Linked DNA regions of Mus musculus: all the other regions are linked to region 2. Evidence: chromatin loops called from intact Hi-C (ENCODE). Cell type or tissue: heart. All regions are shown on one strand. Each heading gives the region's core, and the rest is flanking DNA. Links, peaks and the distances in the headings are about the cores only. Region 1 holds the start of Osbpl11 (oxysterol binding protein-like 11). Region 2 holds the start of Zfp148 (zinc finger protein 148). Region 3 overlaps Zfp148 (zinc finger protein 148).

What was found. Peaks named below come from ENCODE experiments on the same cell type or tissue, not always from the same donor. Only the 100,000 strongest peaks of a DNase experiment are listed, where the experiment ranks them.
Region 1: a loop joins it to region 2, with 4 times the contacts of the local background. A loop is called at or near these places in 2 of 42 quality-filtered maps.
Region 3: a loop joins it to region 2, with 2.1 times the contacts of the local background. A loop is called at or near these places in 5 of 42 quality-filtered maps.

The regions. Positions count from the first base shown.
Region 1 is chr16:33,180,947-33,191,501 of GRCm38, forward strand. Osbpl11 (oxysterol binding protein-like 11) reads left to right here and starts at 4,125. Exons shown (of 13, transcript NM_176840.3): 1 at 4,125-5,054. The coding sequence starts at 4,858. In heart, for the core only: a CTCF peak has its summit at 4,624; DNase peaks (open chromatin) are centred at 4,085 and 4,995; H3K4me3 peaks cover 1,783 bases; H3K27ac peaks cover 1,665 bases.
Region 2 is chr16:33,376,082-33,386,636 of GRCm38, forward strand. Zfp148 (zinc finger protein 148) reads left to right here and starts at 4,694. Exons shown (of 9, transcript NM_011749.4): 1 at 4,694-4,946. It overlaps 1700007L15Rik (RIKEN cDNA 1700007L15 gene), which reads right to left and starts at 4,655. Exons shown (of 2, transcript NR_045709.1): 1 at 4,435-4,655; 2 at 3,773-4,298. In heart, for the core only: CTCF peaks have their summits at 2,496 (motif pointing left) and 4,541; DNase peaks (open chromatin) are centred at 4,730 and 5,230; H3K4me3 peaks cover 3,195 bases; H3K27ac peaks cover 2,969 bases.
Region 3 is chr16:33,472,485-33,483,039 of GRCm38, forward strand. The region is part of intron 7 of Zfp148 (zinc finger protein 148); the gene reads left to right. Among named protein-coding and RNA genes, the nearest start is that of Slc12a8, 40 kb to the right of the region's middle. In heart, for the core only: a CTCF peak has its summit at 8,820; no DNase peak of the experiment used is centred there.

The sequences.
Region 1 (10,555 bases), core at 1,355-9,354, 200 kb before region 2:
TGGTTCAAACAGCAGGAACGGCTTTTCTCACAGCTTGGGAGGGTGAAAGTCCAGGACGAAGGCACAGTGTGTGTGCTTTCTGGTGTGGGCCCTTTTGCTAGCATACGTAACTGTTTTCTTCCAGCATCCTCAGATGGGAGATCTAGCTTTCTCAGTCTCTTCCTACACAGTAACTCCTAAGACAAGGACAACTGTCTACACTAATCCACACCACCTGATTTAACTGTAATCATCTTTTGGAGGTCCTGCTTCCAAACACCATCTCACGGAAGGGAGAGTTAGGGCTTCAACAATCTGTGGGAATGAAGACACAGTTCAGTCCTCCACAGAGATGTTGTTACTACTTGACAGATGAGGGAAAACAGATCCAGAGAGGTTTATTGGGTCCCTTGCCTAAAGTCACATGGGCAGAGCTCATGTCAGTTTTACCTCTTGAAGCCACTCTGAAGCTTCTCCCACAGAAGAGGAGATCTACTGGCCAGCAGGATTGCTATGGAAGGCACCCCAACCTCCCAGCATCCGGCGTCCCACTGAAGGTTTCAGAAAAGTGCATTCATCTTCTTTATTCAAATCATGGCTTCCCCTCTCCTTGGACACTGAGTGAAGGTCAGATTTAGACCCTAATACACAATAACAAGCAAAAACAAATATCTAGCTGGGCCTGGTGATGCAGGCTGTAATCCCAGCTATGGGGGAATGCCGAGATCAGAAATCACAAGTTCAAGGTTAGCTTTGACAACTTAAGACCCCCAAGGTAAAATAAAAAGAAAAACAGGGCTGAGGGTATAGCCCAGTTGTAAAGCACTTGCTTAGCATGTCTGAGGTCCTGTGCTAGATCCCTAGTATCACAGCACAACAACAACAACAACAACAACAACAACAACAACAACAACAACAAAAGCCCAAATCCATGCAAACAGTTTCTCTCGTTCTGATTCCACAAGGGTCTCTCATTATAACTTATCCTGGTGAGCTTCTTACACAAAACAAAGTAGTGACATTCAAATTGCATTCTTTTAGCCTGGCACTGGCTTTCCCAGTAACTGCATTCCATGGTGGGTCTGGCTACCTGCGGTCATTCTCTGACTCTTGCCACAACAGTCCATGTTACCCTCATGTCAACCCTGGGTTGACGTATTCCTCATCACACCTGCTATGACTCCACTATCATTTATGACCTACTTTTGTATAATTATCTGCTATTAATAACCAGTCTCCCTTTCTCTTTCATTAAAATCAACTCTCTATACACACTTCGAGTTTATTTTCTAACAAACATGGTCCCATGTATCCTGGTCTCGCCTCAGACTCATTATGTGACTGAGGGTAACCTTGAACTTTCGGTTCTCTTGTCTCCACCTCCCAAGTGCTGGCTTTACAGGGGTGCCACTATGCCTCGTTTTTGTGGCGCTAAGGGTAGGTACACTGTAGCTGCCTTTAGACACACCAGAAGAGGGCATCAGATCTTATTACAGATGGTTGTGAGCCACCATGTGGTTGCTGGGATTTGAACTCAGGACCTTCAGAAGAACAGTCAGTGCTCTTACCCTCTGGGTCAATCTCTCCAGCCCACTTAAAACTCTTAATCAGCTCACAGGCCCCTCCCAGTTAAAAATCTCCATGACATTCTACTGGTTAGACCTGCTGCTTGAAGACCCGGTCAGTCTAAGAGGCCAGATATGGTAGGTAGCCTTGGGAAAGTCGGGCCATGCTCCCCTAAAGTCTGTCCTTGAGACAAAAAATTGACAGGTTTCAGCTACGGCTGGAAAACAAATCATGTTTTTCTCCCTGGAAACTGAAAAAAAAAAGTTTATGGTCCTACCTGGTGCCTACTTCTGTGCCAGGAGTCAAGTAGGCTAGGCTGGCTGTCACATGGTGTGGAAAACCCTGCCACCTGCTTAGAGAACTTGGAAACCTCCTTGGTTCTGGGATTTGAAGGTTTTCCTTCAGGACTCCATCATGTGGGAGCTCTCTCTCCTAACACAGTTCTTCCCTTAGCATCCTTGTCTCTCATCCTCTCATTTTAAAAGTTATCTTGTGAGACATCCCTTTATACACGTTTTCCTTCTCTAAGTCAGGTTCTCCACCACATTTCACCGATTATCTGTTTCATTCCCCAAATCCATTTATGTATGTATGTATGTATGTATGTATTTATTTATATTCTCAGTTGTAGGGGTTACTTCCATGTTGTCCAGATGAACATAGTAAAACATGCCTTTTAGACAAGAATTCCCCTACACCCAAGGCTGATAACCAGAACCCAGTGATAGCATTCACTCACCATAACCACCAGACCCAGGACTAGGTAGACAGAGAACTCCATGTGGTTCACTTGACACTATATGAGACCAAGAGCAATGTTCTTTAGTAATAATCCAACTCTGCCTCCTGCTAAAGAGGAGATAGCCTTGAATAGAAGACTCCTCTGCTAACTGAGATATACCATAGGCCTCTGCATTCCACAGAGGCCATCATCCTTAAATCCTTTTCAGGTCACACTTTGAACAATTTAAGAGGAAATAGGAGACTGCAACTCTGGGCAAATGGGACAGTTGCACAGCAAAGTTATCATCAGGATTGTCATGGCTACTCCTGGTTGTCAACTTGACTACCTCTGGAATGAACTACAATTCAGAAATGGAGGGCACACCTGTGATCCAGATCTTGAGGCTGGAAGACAGGTTTTTGACCTGGATCTTGACATGGAGATCTTGAGCCATAGTGGCCATGAAAATCTTAGGCCCAGGCAAGGTACACACACCTTTAATTCTAGGAGACTGAGGTAAGCAAATCTTTGAGTTCAAAGTCAGCCTGGGACAAAGCAAGTTTTAGGTTCAGGTATGGTGGCACACGCCTTTAATCTAAGCCACATCTTCTACTGGAGGCCTACATCAGGACCTTGAAGAAAGAAGGTTCACTCTTCTTCAACTGATTGTACTTACTTGCTAGCAAGTCTGTTGGAATCTATTTCCACAGAAGACCAGCTTATACTAGCCTCACAGGCCTGACTTCCCACTCACAGCTGCCCATTGTTGGGTTAGTTGGACTACAGACTGTAAGTCATTACAATAAATTCCCTTACTATATAGAGACACTCCATATGTTCTATGACTCCAGAGAACCCTAAGACAAGGATTATTTCTTTTTTTTTTTTCCGAGACAGGGTTTCTCTGTGTAGCCCTGGCTGTCCTGGAACTCACTCTGTAGACCAGGCTGGCCTCGAACTCAGAAATCCGCCTGCCTCTGCCTCCCAAGTGCTGGGATTAAAGACGTGTGTCACCACACCCGGCTAAGGATTATTTCTTAAGTACACCAGTGTGGTTCTTTCAAGTAGTTGTTACCCAGGTTAATCATGCCCACCTGGTAGAGGTAAACTTTCCCTGTGCCTAGACAAAGAGTTAATGGCAGGCTGGGCCTTGCAGATGGTTGTGGTCCTGCATTGCCCCTGTGTCTTGTTTTAGGAATGCTCTTTGATGGGTATAATGGCAGGTTGTCTCCTTTTGCTGTGGGAGTGGAGCCTAACTGGAGGTCAAGCTGAGGGGATAAACAGTAAGAGAAACTTCTTCAGAGACCCCAAACTTCAATTATGGTAAAAGTTTTCTTTCTTACAGTTTGTAACAAACGTGGCAATAAACTACTTTTCTTCCAGTGTTATTGGTCCTTTTTAAGTAAGCTTATTAGTAAATCCTTTTTATATCAATCTACTTCAAGTTTCTCCAGCATCACCAAGAGCTCTAATTTCCAAGACAATTTCCTTTTCTTTAAGACGATTTACCTTAGTCCAATATCATGTTGGGTTTTTTGTTGCTCAAAAATGACTGATCAGTTATTTTTCCCCACTTTGTTCTGTAAATTCTTATTTTTTTAGGTTCCCTTAAAAGGCAAGGAATGGGGCTCCCCAAGAGAGTATAGGACCTGTTTAGCAAGACCGTTTCATTCCCTTTTTCTCCCTCCCTCCCGCCTGCTGCCTCTTTCCCCACTGCTTCTTTCAGCTCCTTCTCTCCCTTGAGGCTCCGGTCACCGCCTCCTTTCGGGATCGTCTGCCCCAATCAAAGATGGCGCCGCCGCTTCAATGCTAGCGGAAATGAGCTCACACGACACCGGAAAGGAAGGCGGGGAGAGCTAGCAGGCGGGTGGGTGACCGGCTGTGGGTGGGGCGGCGGCCCGGGCCCTGGCTCTGGCTTTTACGTTTAGGGCTAAGGAAGCTCCAGGGAGCGGTCGGCTCCTGTGAACTCCGTGGGGCTCCAGGGCTAGCGCTCTCGGAGGAGGCCACGGTGAACCCCTCGCCTCCGGCCCAAGCTCAGCGGCCTCGGAGCCCGCGTCCTGCCCGGCGGCGTCTGCCCGACCCTCCGCGGGCTTCGCGCGACCGCTCCGGCTCAGTTCGGGGCTGCGGTGGGAACCGCGGAGCTGGCTGGACAGGGCCCTTTCTCCCGAGGACCCGGCTGAGGAGAAGAAGCGGCGCGGCTGGCCCGACCCCCGAGTCCTGAGGTCAGGCCGTGGGCTCCGGGGCTCCCGGGCCGTGGACCCCGTCCTTGCCCCGCGTTCCCAGGCAGAGGATCCGCGACCTCGCCCGCGCCGCCCGGCTGCTCCTCGGAGTGTGGCACCGAGCCCTCTGGCGGGGTGATTTGTCCTCCTTGTTCTTGCTCGGGAGAGGCATCTATCTGAAGGGTACCCGTGCTCTTTAAAACTTTTAACCAAAGTGGAAATGCGTGTCCTCTTTTTCTGGACCACTGTCGATTTCCACTCTAGCCGAGGTCTGAGATCCCGTTGAGAGTAAAAAAACGAGAGAGAGAAAGGGGGAAAAGTACTTACAAAATAACTCTGCACTTGGTGTCCCTCGCCCGAGAAGGGCAGATGAACTTTGGAGTTAAGATGCAGGGAGGTGAGCCGGCATCGGTGATGAAAGTCTCCGAGAGTGAAGGGAAGCTGGAGGGCTTGGCCACAGCAGTGACCCCGAACAAGAACAGCGGCAACAGCAGCTGTGGGGGTGCCATCAGCAGTAGCAGCAGCAACAGCAGCCGCGGTGGCAGTGCGAAAGGCTGGCAGTACAGGTATGGCCCTCCAAAGTGATGTTCTGGGGTGGCTCGGAGTGTGATGGGGTCTGCATATCCCAGTTGGAAGGCCAATTCCAAAGCGGCTGATGATCTGACTTGGAGATAGAACCCTGCTTTCGTGAGCAGGATTGACTTTCTTCAGAAATTCATTCAACAGGTAATTTTTTGAGGCCCTTTGAGGAATTCAGAAATGTACCCCAGAGTTTTCTCGATTATCCAAGGGCTTATTCTTCCTCTGATTTATCTCTACACTCACTTCTGGTTTTTGCCTCTGTTGTAATCTGTTTACAAGCAAGCCTGAACGTCTCTTAGAGCAGAAACTGTGGAACTCAGCGCTTTGAGAGGCAAATGCTGGTCTTCAAAACTTGTGGAATGATTCGAGTAACAAGAGTCAGAGAAGATCTTATCCTTTGGTTGCTTGTGACTTAGAGAAGGGGAGGGACTTAAATACAGAGGCTGATAAGCAGTAGAGTGTAATCAGGCTACTTGAAAACTCTTGAAATTCTACATTTGTTAGTTTTTTTTTTTTTTTTTTTTGGTTTTTTCGAGACAGGGTTTCTCTGTGTAGCCCTGGCTGTCCTGGAGCTCACTTTGTAGACCAGGCTGGCCTCGAACTCAGAAATCCGCCTGCCTCTGCCTCCCGAGTGCTGGGATCAAAGGCGTGTGCCACCACGCCCGGCCATTTGTTAGTTTTTATTAATGTAAATGAAAAACTTGGAGAAATATCAAAAGCTTCATTTTGGTGCTTTAAAAAATATATGTATAAAGGGTTTGTAAAACAAAAAAATATATGTATATGTATGTATGTGTGTGTGTATATATATATATATATATACATATATATATATATAGTATAGGGAGAGATTACTACCCATAATTCTAAGAATGAATGGAATTAGGGCATCCTATAATGTTGGATCTACACTGATGAATACTGAAATTTTGGGTAACTGCTTGTATGTTTAATTCTAGTTGGTTTTGTTTGTTTGGTTTGGTTTTTGATTGTGTTAAACTCTTTGACTACACTTGTAAGACTTGGAAGGGGTAGGAACCAAGATGTTGTGAAAGCTACATATTTATCATGAGTACTATCCATATGTATGAACTGCGCGTGTGTTACAATATGCAGATGTGGGCTGGGCGTGGTGGTGCTCTCTCTTAATCCTGGAGCATGGGAGACAGGCAGGAGAATCTCTGTGAGTTTTGAGGCAAGCCTCATATCTGCATAGTAAATTCCAGCACAGCTAGGACTATATATCACCCTGTATCACCTAATATGCAAATATATGTCTATGTGAAATATGCAGGCATGAACCTACAGAAGTGAGAAGAGTAGCTAACTTTGTAATTGGCAATGGGGATTGAAGTCAAGTCAGTGTAACTCTCCCCCTTTGTGATTTTTTTCATTTTATTTTTTTATGGGTGTGAATGTTTGCCTGCATGTATGTATGTATGTATGTATGTTTGCATATGTGTGCACTGGCTCTATTGAATCTAGAAGAAGGCATCAGATCCTCTGGACCTGGACTCATCATGGAGCTGCCACATGGGTTCTGGGAACCAAACCCAGGTCCTCTGGAAGAGCAGCTAGTGTTCTTAACTGCTGAGCCATCTCTCCAGCCCCTCTCAATTTATGTGTTAAGATGAACCATAAGAAAATTCTTTTTTGTGGGGATATTTTGATATCATTCAAGGAAGTAAGGAAAAGTTCAAGATAACCAGAGGTCAGTCTTATAGTAGCAATTCTGAAAACCACTCTAAATTAAAGTGAAAAATGAAGTAGAATTAGAGCAAATATTAGGTGCTCAAAACTCATGGTCTCGCCGGGAGGTGGTGGCGAACGCCTTTAACCCCAGCACTCGGGAGGCAGAGGTAGGTGGATTTCTGAGTTCCAGGCCAGCCTGGTCTACAGAGTGAGTTCCAGGACAGCCAGGGCTATACAGAGAAACCCTGTCTCGAAACCCCCCCCCAAAAAAAACAGACCAAAAAACAAAACAACTCGTGGTCTCCTTTTCTTGGCTTCTCCCCCAGGTTTAGAGTCTAAAGATGTTTAAAACAAAATAATAACAATTACAAAAAGTGACCTAATCCTTTACTGCTTCTCAAACAACTCAGGCCATTTGCTCTGTCCCTACTAAGGAACAATGAGTACTTTTACGTCTTTCTTCCACCTGAGTTCCCTGTAAGTACACATGCTTTTAGAATTCTTTCTTGAGTTCTCTGAGAAAGCCAGCCCTTTCATCCCTGGGCCACAGCTGCACTGGCACCCCACTTTCTTGACTTCCTGACAGAACTTTCTCTTTGTTTGTCCTCAGTGTCTCGGTGGTGGTTGGCTTTTCTCTCCTTTAGTTGCCTAGGTTGGCTTTTCCCCTTTTCAAGGCTGTCTTACTTGTGTTGTGGACTCTATCTCTTTCTCCTTTCTGACCTCAGCTAATGGAGTCCGAGTCAGGAAATCTTTCAGGAACTCAAGAGCCAGGTTTTTAACTACCTGTCTGAACATTGCAAATCTCACCAGTAGCTTTAATCTCTACTGTAATTTGATACTATCTCAGTTTTGAAAATGTACATAGTTGGGTACACTGTGTGTGTGTGTGTGAGAGAGAGAGATTGATTGATTGATTGATTGATTTGAGAATGGCTGAGGATGATATTGAACTCCTTATCCTCCTAATCCTAATATTAATATCATATTTAAAACATTTTGTTAATTTATTTTTTAAAAATATAGATAGAAGGATTACATATTTGCCTTAAATGCTAGTCCCAGCCACCTAGTTTCCCTCCCTGGAGAAAGTATTTTTACTGATTTCTCTTTTTGTTTTGTTTTATTTGAGACAGAGTTTCTTTGTGTACCCCTGGAACTCACTCTGTAGACTAGGCTGGCCTCAGATGTCTAGCAGTCTACCTGCCTCTGTCTCCCAAGTTTTGTTTTGTTTTGTTTTATTTGTTTTTCCTCTTCTTGTTTTTGTTTTTTTCTTTTTTTGTTTTTCAAGACAGGGTTTTTCTGTGTAGCCCTGGCTGTCCTGGAACTCACTCTGTAGACCAGGCTGGCCTCAAACTCAGAAATCCGCCTGCCTCTGCCTCCCGAGTGCTGGGATTAAAGGCATGCCCCACCACTGCCCGGTGTTTTTTCTTTTGTTAATCTGTGTGTGTGCATGTCTTTGTAAGCATGTTCTCATGTGTGTGCAGTATGCATGCCTGTGAGCACGAGGAGCCCAGGTAGGGCATTGGGGTCCTCAGAGCTGTAGGTACAGATATTTGTGGAATTGGCTTGTTAAGTGGGTACAGGGATTTGAACAGCAGGCCTCATGGTTATGTAACAAGCAGTATTAACCACTTTCCCATCTCCAGCCCCTGCCCCTTGCCTCCTACCCCCTTTATTTGAGACAGGGTCTTACTATGTAACCCTGCATGGCCTGAATTTATAGGTAGAACAAGCTGGTCTCAAATTCACAGAGATCTGCCTGCTTCTTCTGCCTCTCCAGTGCTGGGGTTAAAAGAATGCAGCACCACACCCGGCTCTTCAACCCTGTTTCTTTCTGGTTTGTTTTTTTGGGTTTGGAAACAGGGTTTTTCTGTGTAGTCCTGGCTACCCTGGAACTAGGGACTAGTTCTGTGACCAAGCTGGACTGGAATGCAAAGATCTACCTGCCTCTGTCTCCTGAGTGTTAGGATCAAAGGTGTGAGCTACAGTGCCAGATAAAGTTGTGTTATTTCTTTATTTAGTAAGTACTTACTTATATTCAATATATTTTAGGATTTCACTTACTTACTTTTAGCAATATAGGAGACAAACCTAGAACCTTGCAAGCATGTAAGCCAACAATATTTTAGCTTTAAATAAAATAAAATGATACATGTCTGTGTGTGTAGGCATGTATGCCACATGGGCATGTGGAGGCCCGAGCCAGGAGTCAGCTCTCTCCTTCCACTATGTGCATTCCAAGGATTGAACTCAGTTCACTAAGCTTGGCAGCAAGTGCCTGTACCTACTGAGCCATCTCATTGGCCCCTTAGAGCACTTTTAATGACAAAGAAAAAACTTGTGTGTGTGTATGTGTTAGGGGGTGTGTAATGGTGTGTGTGTGTGAACGTGTACCAGGGTGTCCATGTCACCCTGGTCAGAAGGGAGTTGTGACAGTCAGTTCTTTGCTTCCACTTGTGGGTTGCAGAAATGGAACTTGAGTTGCCAGACTTACGTGATGTGACAAATGCTTTTACCTGCTTTCTCTGCAGCCGTCTCCACTTTAAGGTCTCTCTAAACCCAGGGATCCCCTTTCTCTGCCTCACCAAATCTGTGAGGAGTTTACTAAACCATACCTTTGTACCTCTGAGGGAGGTGGCAGGAGGACCAAGTAGGTCTCCTTGTCCCAGGCTGGGGCCCTGAACCCCAGACTTTCCTGCCTCCAGCCTTCCAAGTTGATTAAGGACATGTTACCACCATACCCAGCTAAAGCAGCGGCACTTATTATTTCACAGTGTGTGTGGGTTGAGTATTTTGGCGAAGCCAATTGTGTCCTCTCTCTGTTTTCCTCGAAGTCATGGTCACCCAGAACCTTGAATTTAAATAGGAAGGGTCTGCTTTTTAGCTCTCTCTTGGGACTCATGGAGGAAAGGAAGGACAGTTGACCCCAGTTGTCACCCACATTTAAAATTCTGAAAATGTGGAGGATAAATGAATCTGGGGCAGTGAGATTATACCCTGGGCTTTAGATGTGTCCAACTCAGTATGCCTGAGTGAATGCCTCACATTCAGCTTGCTTCAGAATGAAGGGACGTGGACTTCCCACAGTTCTCAGAGGAAGGTAATGGGCACTGTCTCTGTAAACAGAGAAGAAAATGGAAGTTGAAATGAGTTGGCCAGGATCCCATAGCTAGTAACTAGAAAAATTTTTATGACTGGTTATTTGCATAGAAGGATTAAAAGAAGATAGGCTGTAAATGAATGGATGCTTTTTACTGATAGTAGTAACTAGTTTAATACATGATTTGTCTCATGTTTTGCTACGATTCTAACTCATAACAATGATTTTTGAGACCGCTCAGTGTGTGAGCCTCTCTGTTACTCAGATCCCAATTAAGTGCATACCCAGCAGAATGGAAGTCGGAAGCTCTGGCCTTCATTTTCAGTGTCATTGAAAAGAATCAGGGAAGGAAAAGAACCTCTTCCGTGTTTGCTGACTGTCTCTTGATTACTCTAGGAAAAAGTTGGTTGAATTTATTCCATTGGCCCTAAGTTATCTTTCCTTTAGAGTCATTTTAATTCAGGGTCCCTTCTTTTTCACTGTGAAAGCTGGCAGTTCATAGATGAATTTTCTCTTTATTTTTCTCTTCTCTGTGTCAGCTTGTTTTGTTGTGTTGTTTTTGTTTTTTGAGACAGGATTTCTCAGTGTAGTCTTTGGATGTCCTGAAACTCCCTCTGTAGACCATGCTGGCCTCAAACTCAGAGATCCACCTTCATCTGCCTTCCAAGTGCCAGGATTAAAGGTTTGTGCAAA
Region 2 (10,555 bases), core at 1,293-9,292:
ATAAAAAGTTAAAAGACCCAAACTATACTATTTTAAGAGACTTCCTAACTCATCAGTGATATTCCTTTCCCTGTAAGGAAATCTTTCAACAAACTGTGTCTGTGTACTTTCACAAGCCCATTGATGAAAGCGGGAATCGGGAGTGTGTGTGTCCCCCACTCAGCACTTAACAAAGGAGGAGAAGCCTTTGTTTTGTTTTTGAAGGAAAAGAGCTACACTGAAATAATGCTAGCTTATGAGATGCTATAAAGTCAACTCTGCGCACTCGAGAATGACTACAAGGACTGAATGGCTGGATGTCTCAAACATTGTCACTGGGTTGGAAGGGACAGAAGCCTGAGATGCCTCAGTGGGGACAGGCACGATGGCACGATGATCTGAACTCAATCTCTAGCACCCACATAGTAGAGGAAGAGAACTGACCTCAGCAAGTTGTCCTCTGACCTCCACACATTTGAAGTGACATGTACCACCCCACCACACGAATAAATAAACATACACAGTAAAGTTATTTTAAATGATAGACTCACTCAGGAACACACCATAGTGGTCTCTTTCTTTTCCTTCCTCTCTCTTCTCTTTCCTCCCCCCCTTCTTTCACAGGCTCTCGAACTTTCCAAAGTGGCCTTGGGCTGACTATGTGGCTGAGGGTGCCTTGAACTTGAGATCCTCCTGCCTCTTCCTGCTCAGTGCTGGGAACATGGGATGTGCTACATCTCCAACTCAGAACAGTTCCTGGAATAGTATGCTGCTGAGCGTGATGGCCTTTAATCCCAGCTCTCAGAAACCATAGGAGTGGGCTGGTGAGATGGCTCAGCGGGTAAGAGCACCTGACTGCTCTTCCAAAGGTCCGGAGTTCAAATCCCAGCAACCACATGTTGGCTCACAACCACCTGTAACAAGATCTGACGTCCTCTTCTGGAATGTCTGAAGACAAGTACAGTGTACTTACATATAATAAATAAATTAAAAAAAAACCACATATGTGACATATGTATGTGTGTGATATATTAAATGATTTATGCTTATCTAGCATTTTTAAAAAGGACTGAAAACAAAAAACCAAATAGTAACAAAGAGAAGGAGAATAGCTACCTGATATAAGGGAGGAACGTTGATTTTGGCTTGTGCCAAAGAAATTTTGGACATGGTGAGGAAGAAGACCATGGCAAGTGGTAGAGCGAGCTGCTCAGCTCATGGTGGCCAAGGAAGGGAGAAGAGGGCTGTGTCCAGGGATAAAACACACCCTTCAGGGGCTGGAGAGATGGTTCAGTGGTTAAGAGCACCGACTGCTCTTCCAAAGGTTCAGAGTTCAAATCCCAGCACCCACATGGTGGCCCACAACCATCCATAATGAGATCTGACACCCTCTTCTGGTGCATCTGAAGACAACTACAGTGTACTTAGATATATAAATCTTTAAAAAACAAACAAACAAACAAACAAACACATCCTTCAAGGGCACACAGCCTGTTTTGTTCAACCAGGGTTTGTTTCCTACTCTATTTCTCAGTGATATGATAAACTATGATGCTTTAGCAATCCCTTGCTAGGGTTAGCGCCCCCAGGATCTAATCACCTCACAAAGGCCCCACCTCTGAACACCATTGCATCGAGTACTAAGTCAGCACATGAGCTGTAGGGGAACATTCAGATACAGACAGGTGGTATGAGGGGGTTCTTTTGTGATCAGAGTGGTTGCTTGGGGGGTGGTGGTGGTGTTGTTTCAAGACAGGGCTTCTCTATGTGGCTCTGGCTGTCCTTTCCTAGAGCTTGCTTTGTAGACCAGACTCTCCTCAAACTCATGTATGTCCACTTGCCTTTACTTCCTAAATGCTGGGATTAAAGATGTGCACTACCACAAACTGGTAAGGAGTGGTTCTGTCCTCACTGTGGGGACAGACCTGTGCTCCTACATAGGATGGAGGTAAACTCTAAACACACATGAGGATGCACATGCCGGGTGTGGTGGCACATGCCCTTAATCCCAGCACTCGGGAGGCAGAGGCAGGCTGATTTCTGAGTTCGAGGCCAGCCTGGTCTACAAAGTGAGTTCCAGGACAGCCAGGGCCACATAGAGAAACCCTGTCTTGAAAAACCAAAAACCAAACCAAACCAAACCAAACCCCTGGAGGATGCACATGGGTTCAAAGGTCACAGATACTGCCCGGTTTTGTGGGCACTACGTAACAGGCTCCTGCCAATCTGCTGCTGTTGATGGCTCTCCATAGTTTTATATCACACCATTGGGAGAAGCTGGGTGAAGAGATAAAGGAGTTGTTTTGCCCTGTATTTGTAACTTCGTATAAGTGTACAGTCATTTTAAAAATTTATCATTAGGGGTGCCCCTGTGGATGTTAAGAGGACAACTTTGGGGCTGGAGAGATGGCTCAGTGGTTAAGAGAACCTACTGCTCTTCCGAAGGTCCTGAGTTCAAATCCCAGCAACCACATGGTGGCTCACAACCATCTGTAATGAAATCTGATGCCCTCTTCTGGTGCATCTGAAGACAGCTACAGTGAACTTAGACATAATAATAAATAAATCTTTAAAAAAAAAAAAGAGAACAACTTTGTGGAATTGATTCTCTCCATCTACTTTTAGTGTGAGTTGAGCTCAGGTTGCTATCTTGTGAAGCAAGTGCGGTCACCTGCTGAACCCCCTTGCTGATCCTTCATTTGTTTTAAAGAGTTATTTTTATTCATGGTGTGTGCTTGTGCATATTATCTGCCATGTGTGTGCAGGTGCTCTGGAAACTTGGGCCCTCTGAAAGAGCAGCAAGTGCTTTGAAATGCTGAGCCATCTCAGACAGGGTTTCTCTGTGAAGCCCTGGCTGTCCTGGAACTTGCTCTGTAGACCAGGCTGGACTCTAACTCAAGTGATACCCCTGCCTCTGCCTCCTGAGTGCTGGGATTAACGTCACTACCTTATGGCTGTCTCTCATTGTTTTAAAGTGGGTGAGTGGAAGAAATTTAAGATGGAAAGGAAGCAAGCTGCGTGGCCAAGACTGGTATTGGAAGGTAAGCAGCAGCAGTCTGGATAAAAAAAATGGACCAGCAAGAATTTCAAGAGCCTTCAATCACTCTTACTTTGAAGGCATGGTCAGTAGTCTTCTCCACTCTGCCCATTTTAGATGGTTGTTTCTTCCTTGTCTTAATTCTCTTCAGAAACAAAGAGATGTATTCCTAGTGGCAACCCTATTCATCTTAGTCCACTGGGTGTGACCCTAGGCTTTTAGCTCTTTCTAGTTATTAGCTTTACCACAGCTTAAACCTAAAAGTTAGCTTCTTGGCTGCCAGAGGGTTTTTTTTTTCTTCTCTTCCCTTTTTAAAAATACATCTGAATTTGATGTCACTGCAGTTGCTAGAAGTTGCCAGAAGGCTGTCCTCCAGCTAACTGTCCCTTGCTCTAGCTTGTATCACGGTTTTGTTACAATTAGCATTCAGAATATGCACTGTCATCTTATTAAAATTTATATTTTTTTAGTGGAGAAGGTTCAAGTAGAGTTTATTGTGAGGCTGTGGGCTCATCCCTGCTTTTCTTAGTTAACTGTGTTTGAATTCAGCTGAACTTCTGAGCCTCAGCTACTTCAAAAGGCGTCGCGGTTTACTAAGGTTAACGCCTGAGGGAATATTAACCTTGCAGACAGTAATCTAATTCAGTGTCATCACAAGTGCATAATGCGGGAGTTTGGAGTTTGGCCAAAAAGCCTATTCAAATGAACATTCAAGGGGTGGGGAGGTGGGTGTGGACAAGGAGAGAATTCCAGAAATGGTTATGTAGATATTTTAATGTCCTTTCCCTCTCACCTCAAAGGTTATGTTTAAGTATTGCAGAGAGGTGCTAAAATAAAGCCTTGAGATTGTGAAACAGAAATCCTAACGAAGGTGCTCCATCTCTCAGGAAGTTCCCAATAACCCGATCGACATTCACTGGGCACATTAAGTTAGCTGACCTTGTACTACTGTGTGGGCACAAAGGTCATTAACTGTAAGCCCTCCCTTTGTATAGGCAACTAAAGGGCCTTGGTGTTAAATGAGGGCGCTCCTAAGAAACCAGGATTTAGTGAAGGTCGTCGAAGGGCTGCCAAAAGATGGCTCAACTAAGCAATCTTAGGTATGCAGAGATTATAACCAAGTCTTTGCTGACATGCAGACCGTGGTTTGGGCCAACGAAGTCCTGACTGGGATCTCTTGCTTTTTCTCGGTGCCCACATCCTGCATCGCGGTTTGCAGACTCCAACCAGGTTTTCTAGTTTCAAGGGTGCAGGGTAGCATCTTCCGGAAAAAGAGGAGAGGCTAGGTAAGAGAATAAAAGAAAGATCCAAGAAATCCTGGCTAAACCCTTCATCGACGTTCCCGCCCCTTCCACTTCCCAGGGCCTGGGCCGCTATTTAATCCCCATTTTTCACTTCTCGGGGTGCCAGGCACGCACCCAGCCTCAAGGGGAGGACGTCCCTCTCAGTGGCTTTCCCAGCTCCCATCAATTTCAAAGCGTTTTCCTCTCAGGCCCATCAGGGGGACCCCCAGAGCGGGGCCCAGCTTTCCCGGCCACGCCGCGCTGCTGACACGCAGGCGCCAGAATCAAAGCCACGCTTGGTCTCGCAGCCAGGTCTCCGCGCCAAGCGAGGGCCGGCGGCCCGGAGCGCTTCCTGTGTGCGATGCTTCCCATAATGCACCGCGCCGGCAGCGGCGGCGACCGCGGCGACGCTCTAGCCGCGCCATGTCTGCCTCTCGACTGCTCTGGGAGGAGGAAGAGAAGGAGGAAGAGGAGGAGGAGGAGGAGGGGGAGGAAGAGGAGAAAGGCGCAGGGGTGGGAGCTGTCGCCGGAGCTGCCACAGCAAAAGTTCTCTCCCCTCCCCCTCGCCCTCCTCGTCGGGCCCGTGGGAAGGTCGGAGCCGCCGCCGCCTGCAGTCAGTGACCGCGCGCCTCGGCGCCAGCCCCGCGGTAAACGCTCGGCCTGGCAGGCCTGGGCCCGGGAGGGCGGGGGAGGGGAGGGGGCGGCGCGCGGTCGGGGGGGGGGGAGCGCGGCGACGACGGTGTGACCCGCAGGAGCGGCGGGCCGGCCGGCCGGGGGGCGGCCCGGGAGGCGGCGGGCGCAGGCCGCGGGGAGCGCGGGGCTGGGGACGCGAGGATGGTGGGTCGGGGCTTGGAGAACGGAGAATGACGGGGGCGGCGGAGGCGAGAGAGCGGGCGGCCTCCGAGGCCTGCGGCCGGTGTCGGGTAGGAAGGTGGGATGCACGCGGGGAGGCCTCGGGGTGCCAGGCTGTGGGCGACGAGGCCGGCCAGACCCTGGGGTTCTCCGCCGTCTTGGTGCAGTGCTTTCTGCACCGCAGGCCTCGGTCGCCGCTGCTGCCTCGGTGTGCTCGTTGGCTGCAGGGAAGGGCAGGGGCTGGTGAAAAGGGGATTGCTTGCAGGAAGCCGAGTAGGAGTGCGAAAGGGGAGAAAGGGGCCGGAGGGGAAGATGCCGGATAGGTGGAGGAATGCCGGGGGTGGCTGTGGAGCAGTCTTGAGGATTCTGAGGGTGTTCATTGTGCAGATACGTTAGGTGTTTCATTATGGAAAGAACCGAAGCGTTTCCAAGGCAAGGGGAAGAAGGCTAGAGTAGTTTCTACGGATAGAAGGAAGAGCGTTTGAAGCCAGAGGAGTGCTAAATATTGGAAAAGAAGCAGAGAATGCATAATAGAATAGACAGATGTAGCATAATTATCAAATGCTGGCCCAAGGTCTAAAGAGTTATTCCAGATGGGCCAGAGTGGCCTAGTTCGGAACCTGTTTGGGCTCTTCAGTAGATGACATCCGGTAAGTGTGGGTCCCCGCTTGGTTGGGGGTCATTGAGAATTTAGTCACTTAGCCTGTAGATTGGTTTGAGACATTTTAGTGCCGCACTAGTGAACTGAAAAATCTTTGAAAGAGACCTTGAGAAACCGCCTGGCTTCTGGGCATTCTTGAGGCCACGGAGTTGAGAATTTTAGCAGATTTGGAGTATTGTCTGTTACCGGAGGGTGGATGAACACCGTCCTGGAAGACGGTGGAATAGGAATTAACGTGGCCTGGCGGTGTTCTTCTTCACTGCCTAGCTTATATGGTACCACCAGAAGAGCTGGTGCCGTATTTCAGCCTAGGTTGCAGGACATAGATTGTAATTGTCCGGGTCAAGAGTTGGTGCATTCTAGTCTGGTCTTTGAAGGCTCCATTTGTCTAGTTCTATACTTCGGGTTGGCGGGAGATCCTTTTCCATTCACAGTTCCGGGTGTACTCTTTCACGGAGGCATGATGTTATTAAAGAAAATAACATCTGCAAGCAAAATGTAGGCAGAGCATCTAGAATATCTGTTATCTTAGCTTATAAGGAGGTCAGGAGTGGTTGTAATGCCTAAGGAAATCTGAAGTGACAGGATGAGTCGAGGTCTCATGAGGAGGGACAGTCCCTATGTTAGGAAACCAAGTTCTGCACTCCCTGAATGCACAGTAGACCACATTTTTCAAGAAGGAACACTGGGTGAGAACAGAGTCTTGTCCTTTTTGTTTTGTTTTGCTTTTTTTTTTTGAGACAGGGTTTCTCTGTAGTTCTGGCTGTTCTGGAACTTGCTGTTGTATACCAGGCTGGCCCGGAACTCAGAAATCCACCTTCCTGTGCCTCCTTAAAGGCACAGCCCGGCTAGAACAATGTGTTAAATTCTATTTGGATAGTGGTCACCTTTTGTTATTAAGAGAAATTACATAATGTGTTGTGGTATCATTTCAACTGAAGGGAAGACGAGTATGTTAAATGTGACAGATCTTTTTCATGGCAGTTGAAGGAAAAGAGAATAATGGGGAGGATGGGGTAACATTCGGGAGAGGGGAAGGAAACTCAGGTATATTCATTCCTTTTTCTTTCATTATAATTTTTCTTATAGAAATAACTGGATTTTTTTATTTTTAAAAAAACTTGGAAATTTTCCGGTTAGTGCATTTAGATTTGCTCACTTTTAAAAAGATTTTTTTTTTTTTTTTTTTGGTTTTTCAAGACAGGGTTTCTCTGTATAGCCCTGGCTGTCCTGGAACTCACTTTGTAGACCAGGCTGGCCTCGAACTTAGAAATCCACCTGCCTCTGCCTCCCAAGTGCTGGGAGCAAAGGTGTGCGCCACCACGCCCAGCTAAGATCTTATTTTTATTTATGCATATGTATTTGTCTATGTGAACATATGCCATGGATGTGAGGGTAACCAAGGAGGTTAGAAGAGAATGTTGGATCCTCGGGAGCTGGGATGACAAGCATTTTTGAACTGACTGATGTGGGTGCTGGAAACTGAACTTGGGTCCTTTGGAAGAGCAGGACGCACTCTTATTAGCTGCTTCTTTGGCCATTTTAAAAAAGGGCTTACTTGACATGATGCACCCATTTTTACTGTCATGGTGTTCGTGGCTCAGTTTCCCTCTGCTGCACTGGTATTGTGTATTGTCATTTCTTTTACTACTGAGTGCCAAATACAGTATGTTGTGTTTCTTATGCAAATAATATGAATATATGTAATTTTAAAAAACTGTCCTGAAGGGACTAACAATGAAAAGCAATGAAACAGGGGTTCATTGCAGTTTTGCTTTCATAGACTGCTGCCTGCTGTGCCCTGCAAGCCCCCCCCCCCCCTTTCTGAGACAGGGTCTCACTGTGTAGCTCTGTCTGAGGAGGGACTGGCTTTGTAGGCCAGGCTGGCCTCAAACTCAACAGAGATCCGCTTGCCTCTGCCTCCCAGGTGCTGGGATCACGGGCCCACATCACCGTGTCCAGTGAGCTTTTGTGTTGGTGTTCTGAGACAGGTTTCTGTCACCCAGGCTGGCCCCTTAAGTATGTAGGAAAGATGACCCTGACTGTCTGAACCTTTGCCTCTTTGATTTCTGGCATTACAGGTGTGAATTCCACAACTAGTTTCTGCAGTGCTGGGAACTGAACTGGGGACCAAGTTTTTTTTTTTTTTTTTTTTTTAATGTTTAATTATCTTATGTATATAAGTACACTGTAGCTGTCTTCAGACACAGCAGAAGAGGGCGTCAGATCTCATTACAGATGGTTGTGAGCCACCATGTGGTTGCTAGGAATTATACTCAGGACCTCTGGAAGAGCACTCAGTGCTCTTAACCACTGAGCCATCTCTCCAGCCCTCTCCTTTTTTTTTTTTTTTTTTTTTTTTTTTTTTTTTTTTTTTTTTTTTTAAAACAGGGTTTTTCTGTGTAGCCCTGGCTGTCCTGGAACTCATTATGTAGATCAGGCCAGCCTGGAATGAGTGCTGGACTGAAAGGCCTCGTTGAACCCAAGACTTTTTTGCATGTTGGGTAAGCACTACAACTGAGCTACAACTCCAGCCCTTTTTTCTTAACCATATTCTTACCTTCCACCTTAAGAGAATGAACACATAGCAGGAGGTGGAGTGCACCTTTAAGCCTAGCATTTGGGAGGCAGAGGCAGGCAGACCTCTGTGAGTTGGAGGCCAGCCTGGTTTGCTGAGTTAGTTTCAGGACAGTCAAGGCTAAACCAGGGCTCAGTTACAGAGAGAAACCTTGTTTTATGAAAAAAACAAAAAAAACAAAAAAAACCGTAAAATCACACTTCATATAAAATAATGGGTTACTGCATGGCATTTTCATATGTGTATATAATCACTTTGATCACATTGATCTCTCTGCTGCCTTATCTTATACTCTCCCCCACATTTGTCCTCTACCACAGGCTGCCAGTTCTAAGCATTAATTTTTCTGTAGTTCATGTTTTTCTCTGGCTCTCCCAAGCGGTTGGTAGGTCTTTATCATCTCTGGTCTTTGTTTTATGGAAGAATCCCACCATGCTCTGCTCCATCATTTCTCTCTTCACCAAAATGATGTCATCACTTTGGATCATGACTACAGAAGTCAGCTTTCCCTGAGTGAAATGGATGAATGTCATTGATGTCTTTTATTATTCATCCTCCATTCTGCTCTTCAGTTATTTTTGTGTATTAGATGATATACCTTGATATTAAAAATTTTATTTTTAAGTTTAGCTTTTATTTACATTTTAGAAATTATTGCATGTGTGTGGTCATGTGTGCAGCAAGGTGAGTGTGTGCGGAGGTCAGAGGAGAGCTTTAGGAGTTAGTTTTTCTCCTCAACCTTTATGTAGGTTCCAGGGGTTGAACTCAGGTCCTCAGGTTCGCCAGCATCATTAAGCAGCGAAGCACATTTACCCTCTGAACCATCCTGATGGCCCTATCTGTCTAAGCCTTGAGTTTTAGAGGCTGAAAAACTCAGTTTAGATGCTTTAAACCAACTGCTTTAGCATGCATCTCTGAACTTCCCAGTATATTAGAATAGGCTTTAAACTTCTAACTTTAAAAAGGGAAAGAAGGTTTTGCTAAAGTAGTCAGAAGTATTGGGCGAAATGGGAAAGGGAAGGCTTGGACTCAAACAAGAGTTGTAGGAACCAGCATCTTTGCAACATTAGCTTTGCTGGCTAGAGATGAGGAGTTGCTTGAAAGTATTAATTGCTTGTTCATCTTTGAACTACCTACCGGGTTGCAGTATCCTTAGACAGTCTTCAGGAGAGTGTTAGTTGATGAAATGTGGGAAGGTGTTAAAATGACCCATTAGTGTTCATTCCATAGGTCTGTGGTGTTCACTCACTCATTTGAGATAGGACCTTGCTAAATAGTTCCAGACTGGCCTGGGACTCGCTAATTGTCCAGGCTTACCTAGATTGTGGAATCCTCTGCCCCCCTGCTTCTGTCTTCTGGATTACAGGCACACATTGCATGCCTGGCTATAACTTTTTTTTTTTTTTTTTTTTTTTTTTAAAGATTTATTTATTATTTTATGTAAGTACACTGTAGCTGTCTTCAGACACACCAGAAGAGGGAGTCAGATCTTGTTACGGATGGTTGTGAGCCACCATGTGGTTGCTGGGATTTGAACTCTGGACCTTCGGAAGAGCAGTCGGGTGCTCTTACCCACTGAGCCATCTCACCAGCCCGGCTATAACTTTTTAAATTGGACTGATTTATTATGTGTGTGTACGTGTGTGTGTGTGTGTGTGTGTGTGTGTGTGTTTACATGCACCATGGTCTAAGTGTGGAGGACATCCTGAGTGAGTCAGGTCTACCTTGTGGGTCTGTGGGATCAAACTTGGGTCACCTGGCTTTGCAGTGAACTCCATCCCCCACTGAACCATGTCCCTGGCCCCTCACTCTGACTTTTACATTTTATTAATAGGGCTGGTAGAATTGTTCAGCTGGTAAAAGTGTTTGCTGTCAGGTCTGATAACCCGAGTTCAAGTCCTGATCCTGCATAGTAGAAGGGAGAGCTGACTCCTGCAAAGTGTCCTCTGACTTCTACATGCAAGTGACATGTACACACAGAATAATAAGTAGTAAAAAGAATGGAGTCAGTATTGCGGTTAGCACTATAGATATGGGGAGTAAGAAGATACTGTTCTATTTCTTTTAGGAAATCTTGTCTAAGTAATTGTACTCCTCTCACTATTAATGTCAAGATTTCTTTCACATATAGTTGTAAATATTGAATATTCTATTTGCTCCTGTTC
Region 3 (10,555 bases), core at 1,334-9,333, 96 kb after region 2:
ACGTTGTAAATACAAGTAAAGGGCTTTTCTGAGTTCTGTGAATCGTAAGACTGAAGTAGGGGGTCATGGGAACCCTCAGCTTACAACTGGTCAGAAGTACAGATGAGAGGACTTAATGCAGCGTCTGAGGAGAGGAGAGTCTTGCTCAGGCCCTTGTGGGATTGGATTCCAGCTCAAGTTATGTTAGCTTCTGGACAGTGATCCAAAGGAAATGTCTGTGTTTCTGAATCCACTTAAATGATTAACCTCACCCAATCTTTTATATTGGCAATTAGTAGTATATAATGTAAAAGTATTAAAAGTCCAGAGAGCAGGAATTTATTGCAATTTTACAAATTCCTTTCAGTTTTCATGGGTTGATACCAGTACTTTGTGATAAGCTTCCATAAAGATGGAAAACATAAAAATCACATTAGTGTTTTGTTGTTGTTTGTTTTTATTACTTTAAAAAAAATTATTAGATATTTTCCTCATTCACGCTTTAAATGCTATCCCCTTTCCCGGTTCCCCCTCCCCCTGCTCACCAACCCACCCACTCCCACTTCCCGGCCCTGGTACTCCCCTACGCTGGGGCATAGAACCTTCACAGGCCCAAGGGCCCCTCTTCCCATTGATGACTGACTAGGCCATCCCCTGCTGCATATGTAGCTAGAGCCATGAGTTATACCATGTGTTTTCTTTCATTGGTGGTTTAGTCTCTGGGAGCTCTGGAGGTACTGGTTAGTTCATATTGTTGTTCCTCCTATGGAACTGCAAACCCCTTCAGATCCTTGGGTACTTTCTCTAGCTCCTTCATTGGGGACCCTGTGCTCTGTCCAATGGGTGGCTGTGAATATTCACCTCTGTATTTGTGAGGCACTGGCAGAGCCTCTCAGGAGACAGCTATATCAGCAAGCTCTTGTTGGCATCCGCAATAGTGTCTGGGTTTGGTGGTTGTATATGGGATGGATTCCCCAGGTGGGGCAGTCTCTGGATGGTCATTCCTTCAGTCTCTGCTCCACATGTTGTCTCTGTAACTCCTTCCATGGGTGTTTTGTTCCCCTTTCTAAGAGGATTGAAGTATCCACACTTTGGTCTTCCTTCTTCTTGAGTTTCATGTGTTTTATGAATTGTATCTTGGGTATTCCAAGTTACTTTCTCATACATGGTTTCTCTGTGTAGACCAGGCTATCCTCAAACTCAACCATCTGCCTGCTTCAGCCTGCCAAGTGCTGGGATTAAAGTCATACGCTACTGCTACCACTGTGCAGCTAAAAACTGCACTGATTATTAGCATTGTCATTTAAAATAGCCTTTAAGGAAGCACTCTTCAGCACTAACTTATCATTGAGTTTTTTTATTATTATTACTTCCTACCATAAAAAGAGAATCCCAGTCTTTTCATATTATGGTTTGAACTTTATTAATAAAAGCTTTGTAGAAGTTTATCTTTTTATATTTGTATCATACAGCAACTTTGATTACTTCTTGGAGCACTAAGTCTAATATATTTACTGTCTAATATATTTTATAGGATATGCTATCTTAGTTCTCCCCTTACTCTCTCAGTTCTTAGGCCTCTATTTTGTTGACATTCCTGTCATTCGTTCGTTTGTTCGTTCATTCATTCATTCATTCATTTTATTAAGATAGTGTCTCATTATATACCCCAAGCTGGCCTGAAACTATGTAGACTGGGCTGGCTTTGAACTCAAGAGGTCCACCTGCTTCTGTCTTATAAATGTTGGCGTATCAAAGGTGTATGCCTTTACAACTGGGCTCTCTCATTTATTCGATTGCAGGCATGGTCCCTCCTTACAGGGATGGTTACCAGACCCCGGTGTCTGTGATTTCTATTTCGTTGCTGTAAGACCTGCCATGCTTGCTCACACTGTTAGGACCTGGATTTTAAGATTCCCTTTTCTCTGCAAGGACCCAGGATTCAGTCATTCTACCTCTTCTCTAAACTACTGTTTGTTGCTGTGACTAAACACTAACCAAAGCAGCGTAAGTGAGAAGAGGGCATATTTCAGCGTTTAGAGTACAGTCCACTATCAAGGGAGCCAGAGCAGGAACTCAAGGCAGAAACTGAAGTAGAGCCCGCGGAGGAAGAACGTTGCTTACTGGCTGGCTTGCTCTGACTTCCTCATTTATCTCTCTTACACAGCTTGTGCCTACCTGTCCAGTTGTGACACAATCCACAGTGGACTGAGATTTCTGCATAAATTAGCAGTTAATAAGATGCTCCGCTGACAGGACCACAAGCCTGTCTGATAGAAATGTCTCAGTGCATGTTCCCTGGTCTCATGCTGAGACAAGTTTCCTTGTCGGGTTGAGAAATTAAGTTAATTGTGATGTTCCACTTTGTCAGTTTTGGCACACAAACCTCTTCTTAAAACTATAACCTTTCCTTTCTTGTTTTCAAAATCTCCTATTAATATCTTAATATAAGATACTTTTTTAAAGTCCCAGTCTTTAAGAGAATTTCATATGCAGCTAGAGACACGAGCTCCGGGGTACTGGTTAGTTCATATTGTTGTTCCACCCATAGGGTTTCAGACCCCTTCAGCTCCTTGGGTGCTTTCTCTAGCTCCTCCATTGGGGGCCCTGTGTTCCATCCAATAGATGACTGTGAGCATCCACTTCTGTATTTGCCAGGCACTGGCATAGCCTCACACGAGACAGCTATATCAGGGTCCTTTCAGCAAAATCTTGCTGACATGTGCAATAGAGTCTGCGTTTGGTGGCTAATTATGGGATGGATCCCTGGGTGGTAGTCTCTGGACGGTCCATCCTTTCGTCTTAGCTCCAAACTTTGTCTCTGTAACTCCTTCCATGGGTATTTTGTTCCCTATTCTAGGGAGGAATGAAGTATCCATATGTTGGTCTTCCTTCTTCTTGATTTTCTTGTGTTTTGCAAATTGTATCTTGGGTATTCTAAGTTTCTGGGCTAATATCCACGTATCAGTGAGTGCATATCAAGTGACTTCTTTTGTGATTGGGTAACCTCACTCAGGATGATGCTCTCCAGGTCTATCCATTTGCCCAAGAATTTCATAAATTCATTGTTTTTAATAGCTGAGTAGTACTCCATTGTGTAAATGTACCACATTTTCTGTATCCATTCAGGTACATCTGAGTTCTTTCCAGCTTCTGGCTATTATGAATAAGGCTGCTATGAACATAGTGGAGCATGTGTCCATATTACCAGTTGGAACATCTTCTGGGTATTTGCCCAGGAGAGGTATTGCGGGATCCTCCGGTAGTACTATGTCCGATTTTCCAAGGAGCCAGTGATATATTTTCTTATTTTAGGAGAGAAGAACTGGATCACAGTTAAATTCAGATCAAAGCAAAACTAAAACTGAACTGTGTAAATGGTTAATGTTTGACATCTGGGACTCACTCATGATCATCTGGATCCCAAAGGGCTTGAGTATTCCACTTCTCCAGCTCTGCTGTCCTTGGCACGCTAGCTTCTTGGGTAGGCTCGGCCTTGTTCCACTCCATACATGGTGCTCTTGCAGTCAGTTATCCCGTGGTTCTACATCTTCAGTCTGTAGGGATCTCCTTCTGGACTCTTTTACCAGTGACTTCTCTTGGCATTTCTTCTGGCCATGCCACATGATGGCAGTCGTCAGCTTCTCCATGATCCCTTCAGGACTGTAGCTTTCATGCAGCCAGAACCGGTTCTGTATGTGATACTCTGCTCTAGTCCCATATGGACCACAGCTTCTCTATTTGACCTCAAGGAACACTTCCCAGAAGAGTTTGCTTCAATGAGGCTGTCTCAGTAATCACAGCTGACTCTTGAGCTCCACCTAGCCAGCATCCATTGTCCCAGGGAGAGCAGGTTCCATGTTGATGATGAGACTGCATTGCTGGATCTGCTCTCTTCTGATTCTTCAGCCCTATTAACCAAAAACCAGGTTCTTTGGGTTTGGTTTTTTTGTTTTTTGTTTTCTTTTCTTTTCCTTTTTGGTTTTTCAAGGCAGGGTTTTTCTGTGTATCCTCTCACTCTGTAGGTCAGGCTGGCCTTGAACTCAACAAAGATATGCCTGCCTCTGCCTCCCAAGTGCTAGGGTTAAAGGCATGTTCTACCACTGCCTGGAAGAAACCAGGTTTTTTATTCAAAATCCGACACAAATGGCCTGATAACCTTTGCCCCTTCTAACAGTTTAAGCCTTGCCTTCTTTGTCTGCCTCTCAAGCCGTCTTTAGCTCACACAGAACATCCCATAGAGCTCTGAGCTCTTGTTGGCTTCTCCATATCAAGAGTTCTCAGAAGCCAGGCGTGGTGGCGCACACCTTTAATCCCAGCACTCAGGAGGCAGAGGCAGGCAGATTTCTGAGTTCAAGGCCGGCCTGTTCTACAAAGTGAGTTCCAGGACAGCCAGGGCTACACAGAGAAACCCTGTCTGGGAAAAAAAAAAAAAAAGAGTTCTCAGAGCTCACAGCCATCCTGTGAAACATGGCCAGGCCCTCCCTTCACTGTACCCTGCTGTCCAGGTCTAGCTGTTGAAGTGTGCATTTCTGTTTCTGGGATTAAACACTGACCACAGGCAGCTTGAGGAGAGAAGGGTTTATTTGCTTATAGGTCACTGAGGGGAAGCTCCTGGCAGCAGGAAATGAAGCAGAGACCAGGGAGGTAAGCTGCTTCCTCCTTACAGAGCCCACCTACCTAGGTGTAGCCCCATCCACAGTGGACTAGGTTTTTCTATATTAACCAGCAATTTAAAAAATGCACCACAGGCCAAGCTGACTGAAGCAGGTTTCCAGGTGTCAGGTTCACAGCTGAAGCTGACTGTGACAGCCCCCTTTCATCATTTCTACAAATCTTTGGTCTACTTGATCTAAATTCTGTCAGTTATAGCTACTCCCTTGCTTATATCATGTCCCTTGCCCTTTACATTTTAAATTTATTTTGTATGTATATTAGTGTTTTACCTGTAAATGTCTTTTTACCACTTGCATGTATGGTGAATGCGAAGGCCAGAGGAGAGCATCAGGTTCCCTGGAATTGGACTTATAGATGGTGTGAGCCTACATGTAGATGCTATGGATTGAACCCAGGTCCTGTGGAAGAACAGCCAGTGTTTTTAACTGCTGAGCCCTCTGTCCAGCCCCAACCATTGTCTTGTCTTTATCAGACTTTCTTTTTTGTAGCTAGAGTACCAGGGATTGAACTGAATGCCCTGTGTCCTAGACAAGTTCTACTGAGGGCTACATTCTTAGTCTTTCCCTGCCACCCTCACCCTCATAGTACTTATCTGACTGTACTTTATTTTATTTAAGTATAATTGTATATTTCTGCTCCTTTGGCTATTGGAATAAAAAAAAGCTATGCCAAATTAGAGTCAACTTACTGGTATTTTGTTTATATTTTTATTTCTTTTGTAAGAGGGCAAGAGTGGTATGTGCATGCTGTTGTTCATGTGAAAGTCAGAAGACAACTTGTATGAGTTGTATTCTTTCATCATGAGGGTGAAATTTAGGTTGTCAGACTTGACAGTAAACACCTTTGCCCACTAAGCCATCTTTCTGGCCCCATGAATTAGGATCATTTAACAATAGGTTCTGAGTATCTACTGTGAATGGCTTCTTTAGTTTACTTATCTAGAATGGGTCTGTAGTTTTATAACACATTGAAACTCTCTCTCTGTGTGTGTGTGTGTGTGTGTGTGTGTGTGTGTGTGTGTGTGTGTGTGTGTGTGTGTTTGTATTTGAGACAGGGTCTTACTGTCTAGTTCTGGCAATCATTAGAAGTCACTGTGTTACCAGGCCAACCTCAAACTCAACAGAGATTTGCCTGCCTCTGCCTCTCAGGTGCTGAGATCAATTTGTAGACCACCAAGCCTGGCTGTGTGTGGTTCTTTTACAGGAAAGACTTACTGCCTTTTTTACCCAAACAAGTTTTCAGTCTTTGTCCTTTCTATAAAACATAGCAATTCGGCTTCCCTTCTCACTTGTGGTTGATTGCCTACTTGCTGTGTATGGCCAAGGTTGGATTACTCAGACATTGAGATTTTAAATTCTTAGCACTGGGTGTATTCATCCATGTGTTAGAAGTCCTTTGGTGGAAGGTGAGATAATCACCTTCCTTTGAATGACAGTTGAGAGGTAAAAGTAGTAAAGGTTTGCACACTAAGGGTCATGAACGCAGCTAGAGTCCCTGGGTTGCAGGCTGACCTCTTCTAAGTAGTAGTGGGATATAATGCAAGTAGTGCTTGGGAAGGCTTACTGTACTTTACAAAACCTCTGGAGCTTGTCAGTGATTTGTATAGACGTGGAGAGAAAAAGCTTTTTATCATTCATTCATTTGTGGTTTTTTGAGACAGGGTTTCTCTGTATAGCCCTGGCTGTCCTGGAACTCACTTTGTAGACCAGGCTGGCCTTGAATTCAGAAATCCGCCTGCCTCTGCCTCCTGAGCACTAGGATTAAAAGTGTGCACCACAAGGCCCAGCTAGCAGAGAGCCTTTTCTTTTAATAGTGTTAGTTGTCCTTTTTTGAAAAACACATACATCTTTGTAGCCACACTCTTGTTTGTTGGTAGAGAAGGTCTGTTCAAAATTTTTCTGTCCCATTTAATAGGCAGAGCTATATTTTCTGTCTTGTTTTGCTTCTTCCAGATATTATTTAAGAGAAAATATGTGATGTGTAGTCCTAAATCTGAATTCCCTCATCAGTAAATTTGAGTCTTTTGTGTTTTTGATGAATTGGTAATTTGTTCCTTTTTGTTGCTTTCCATTTTATGGATATAAGCACTTGTAGAAGCATATATAGGGTTGTTCAATGGTAAAAATAGTATACATGGGCTAGCGAGAGATAGCTCAGTGGTTAGGAGCACTTGTTGGAAGACCCAGGTTCAGTTCCCAGTACCCACATCGCCACTCACAACCATCTTTAACTCCAGTTTCAGGAAATCTGATACCCTCTGACTTCCAAGGCACCAGACGGCACATGGTACATAGATAAACAAGTAGACAAACATCCTTGCATATAAAATAAAATTAGTATTTTTTAAAGTTGCATACAGCTTTTTGGTCAACATGTGTTTCACTTTTGAAAATATCTTAGGATGGAATATCTAGTTTATATTGCAAATGGATATTTGGTTTTATAGGAAACCAGTAAATTACTCTAAAATGATTGTGCTATTTTATATTTTTATAGTAACTGATGAACTTTCAATTTGTTCTGTAGCGTGTAGATTTTGCTATCCTGCTTTAAGGTCTGGAAGTGGGCCTGGCTACAAGCCCTCACCCAGAGAATATTAGATCCGTGAGTGAAAAACACAGACACATGTTTTTCAATTTCAACCTGCCTTATTGGCTCAATTACTGGGCACTACTATGGCTAACCTGCCCTTCCCAATACTCTTAGCTCAGCACCTCTTAACCTGCTCTCAGCTTCAGTTGCTCAGTTACCTTTAGTCCCTGCTCAGTACCCTAACCTCCTGCCTGGAGAAGTAACCCATGATCACTCCACCTGGTTGGTTGGCTTTTCTTCCTCTGAAGCATGGCCAAAACTCCTTTCCCCTCTCTTTATCCTGTATCTGCTACCTTCCTCCCCCCCCCCCCCCCCTTTGCAAGGACCAGGAAGTCCTGCCTAGTCCACCCAGCTAATTGGCTGCTAGCATCTTTATTGATAGCTCAAGAACCAATTGGGGAACAGGACCTTAGCATCAGACCCACCCCCTTCATTGTTCTGCTTTGTTGAGACAGGCTCTTATTGTATAGTCCAGGCTGGTTCAATAGCATAGTCTTGCTGAGTGCTGGGGTTTCAGGCATGTACCACCATGCTCCACTTGATCTGCATTCTTGACCTTGTCATATTTACTTTGGCCATTCTAATGAGCTTTACTTTGCATTTATTATGGCATTTTAATTTTACATGTATGGGTGCTTTGTTTACAAGCATGTTCATGCATCAAATGCATGCACACCTAGTACCCATGGAGGCCAGAAGAGAGCATTGGTTACCTTGAGATTGGAGTTACAGATAGTTTTGAGCCATCATGTGGGTGCTGGGAACCAAACCCAGGTTCTATATCAGAGTAGCCAGTGTTCTGTATTTATTTACACTTTCCTAGGGCTCTAAAAGGTTGGACTTTTGTTGTTGTTGTTGTTTTCTTACTCGCATTGATGGAGTGATAATTCCCTCACTCATTAAAAAACATTGGATTATTTTCTTACTTTTGAGTTTTGAGATTATCAGATATATAATTAGTGCCTTTTCTGCTGTAGATTGATGGAAAAGACTTCAATCTTTTCCTGGATCATGTAACAGTTAACATCATTTACCATATGACTATCCCTCCCTCCCTCCCTCCCTCCCTCCCTCCCTCCCTCCCTCTTTCTTTCTTTCTTTCTTTCTTTCTTTCTTTCTTTCTTTCTTTCTTTCTTTCTTTCTTTCTTTCTTTTGTTTTTTGAGACAGGGTTTCTCTGTGTAGCCCTGGCTGTCCTAGAACTCACTTTGTAGACCAGGCTGGCCCCGAACCATATAACTATTTCTTGCTGTGATATAAAAAAATAAAAGGGTAATGAGTTTACATTAATATATTCTGAAATATGTAGAAATGTAAGTCTAAAACTTTGGCAGATACTAGGCTTAGATTTTTTTTTTTCCTATTACAATTGGAACATGTAAGAAAAGGCCTGGAGGTGCAAGTTTTATTATTTACTTCAAAAAATCAACAATTTAGGTAAATGGGCTTTGGTTTAGTGCTTCTATCCCCACTACCCATGATTTTATACTAAGGCCTTTGAAGGGTCACCAGCTAGTGTGCTAGCCCTACAGTATGGCAGCTAACTTGTCCACTGGCTCACTTGTGGCCACTAATGGCCAGTACCAGTACTGCCTCTGTGTCTGTAAAGTGCTGGGTCTCACTGCCTAGTCTCTCTGCAAGGTGCTACCCTGGCTGATAATAGAGGGTTCTTCTTCTTGGGGAAGTTCATGTCACAGTCATGGCCTTAGCGTTGAATTCCCTTGTGCACTTGGCATAATATTCCAAGACATCTAGCAGTCAGTCAGCCAGCCCAAAGCCAAGCTGTGCCAGCCCTTGTCATAACATGGCAAAACCGCTGGCCTGGGCTTTCATGTTAATAGGCCAGAGCCATGCTGGAATCCTGACCCTGTAAACCAGGCAGGGTACAGTATGCAGTGGAGGCTGGCAGGAGTGGTGGTGGGCCCCTTCTTCATTGACTGTACTGTTTCAGCCCTTTAGCTGCCTTGCACAAGCATGAAATAAAGTCCAAATGCATCTGCCCTGCAAAACAAACAAAAGCTCATTATATTATCTTATATATCACACATATATATATCATACAAACTTACATAGCACATATTTTCCTAGACAGCTGGTTAATCTTTTTTTTTTTTTTAATGCAACTAAAGCACCAAAAAGAAATGAATTTGAGCAGCTCTGATGGCACATTTCTGAAATCTCAGCATTTAGAGGGCAGGAGAATTACTGTAAATTTGAGTTTGCATTGCCTACATATTGTATTTCAGACACAGATACTGGGCACAACTTCATTAAATAAATAAATAAATAAATAAATAAATAAATAAATAAATAAATGGAAAATGCCCACAACAACTTCAATAAATAAATAAATAAATAAATAAATAAATAAATAAATAAATAAAAGGAAAATGCCCACAATCATATTGTATTGTCATTGGAAAATATTTTAAGTATGTGACTATTTTATACTTAACATTGTTTAGAAAGATTAATGCTATACTTAAACTAAAATGCAGTTAGTACATTATATGTGAAATTTCATTGTAATTTCAGTTCAAGACCTGTGTTCATTTCTAATCATATTTAATCCAAAAGTCAGTTAAAAAAAATCCCATGAGCACTCCCTCCTGTCAGCAACAGCTGTATAAAGTTTCAGGTGTACTATTTTAATATTGCTGAGCTTGTTTCCAAATACTCTGGCATAACTCTCTAAGACCCTTCTCAGACTTACTTTCCGAGGATAACACTGAAGTTGTGATCCTTCTGCCTCATGTGCTGGGCTGACAGGCATGCGCCCCATACCTGGCCCGTGCTTCTCAGCCAGAGACTAGAGCAGCCAAATGATAAGAGGAAATAACAGCCCAGAAATAGAGCTGTTCTTTGTAGGGATATCAGAAGGAGACTTTAAAGTGTAAACTGTCACTTATGTAGTATAGAAAATAGATGAAAAATAAATTTTACCAAAGAATTGCATCCTATGAAAAGCTCTTGAAAGTTCTAGAATTGAACAGTATAGTAAGTGATACAAAAGAGGCTACAAAAGAGAAGATTAGTAGATTGGAAGTCATTGAGAGAAAAATAACATGGAAAACACCCAGATTTATAGTATAAACATTTCTTCACTTCTCTCAGGAATAGTCAGTCTGTAATGCTCTACACCAGATGGGTGAGAGAATCTGCACATGGTGGAGCTAGAATTCAGGTTATAGCGGAGTATACCTTTGTCATTAGAATTCTAAAAATGAACTGGAACTAACAGCATTAGCAGAGAGTGACCATGCTTCTAAATATTTAGAACAGACACTAAATTAAACTCAAAAGTCCTTT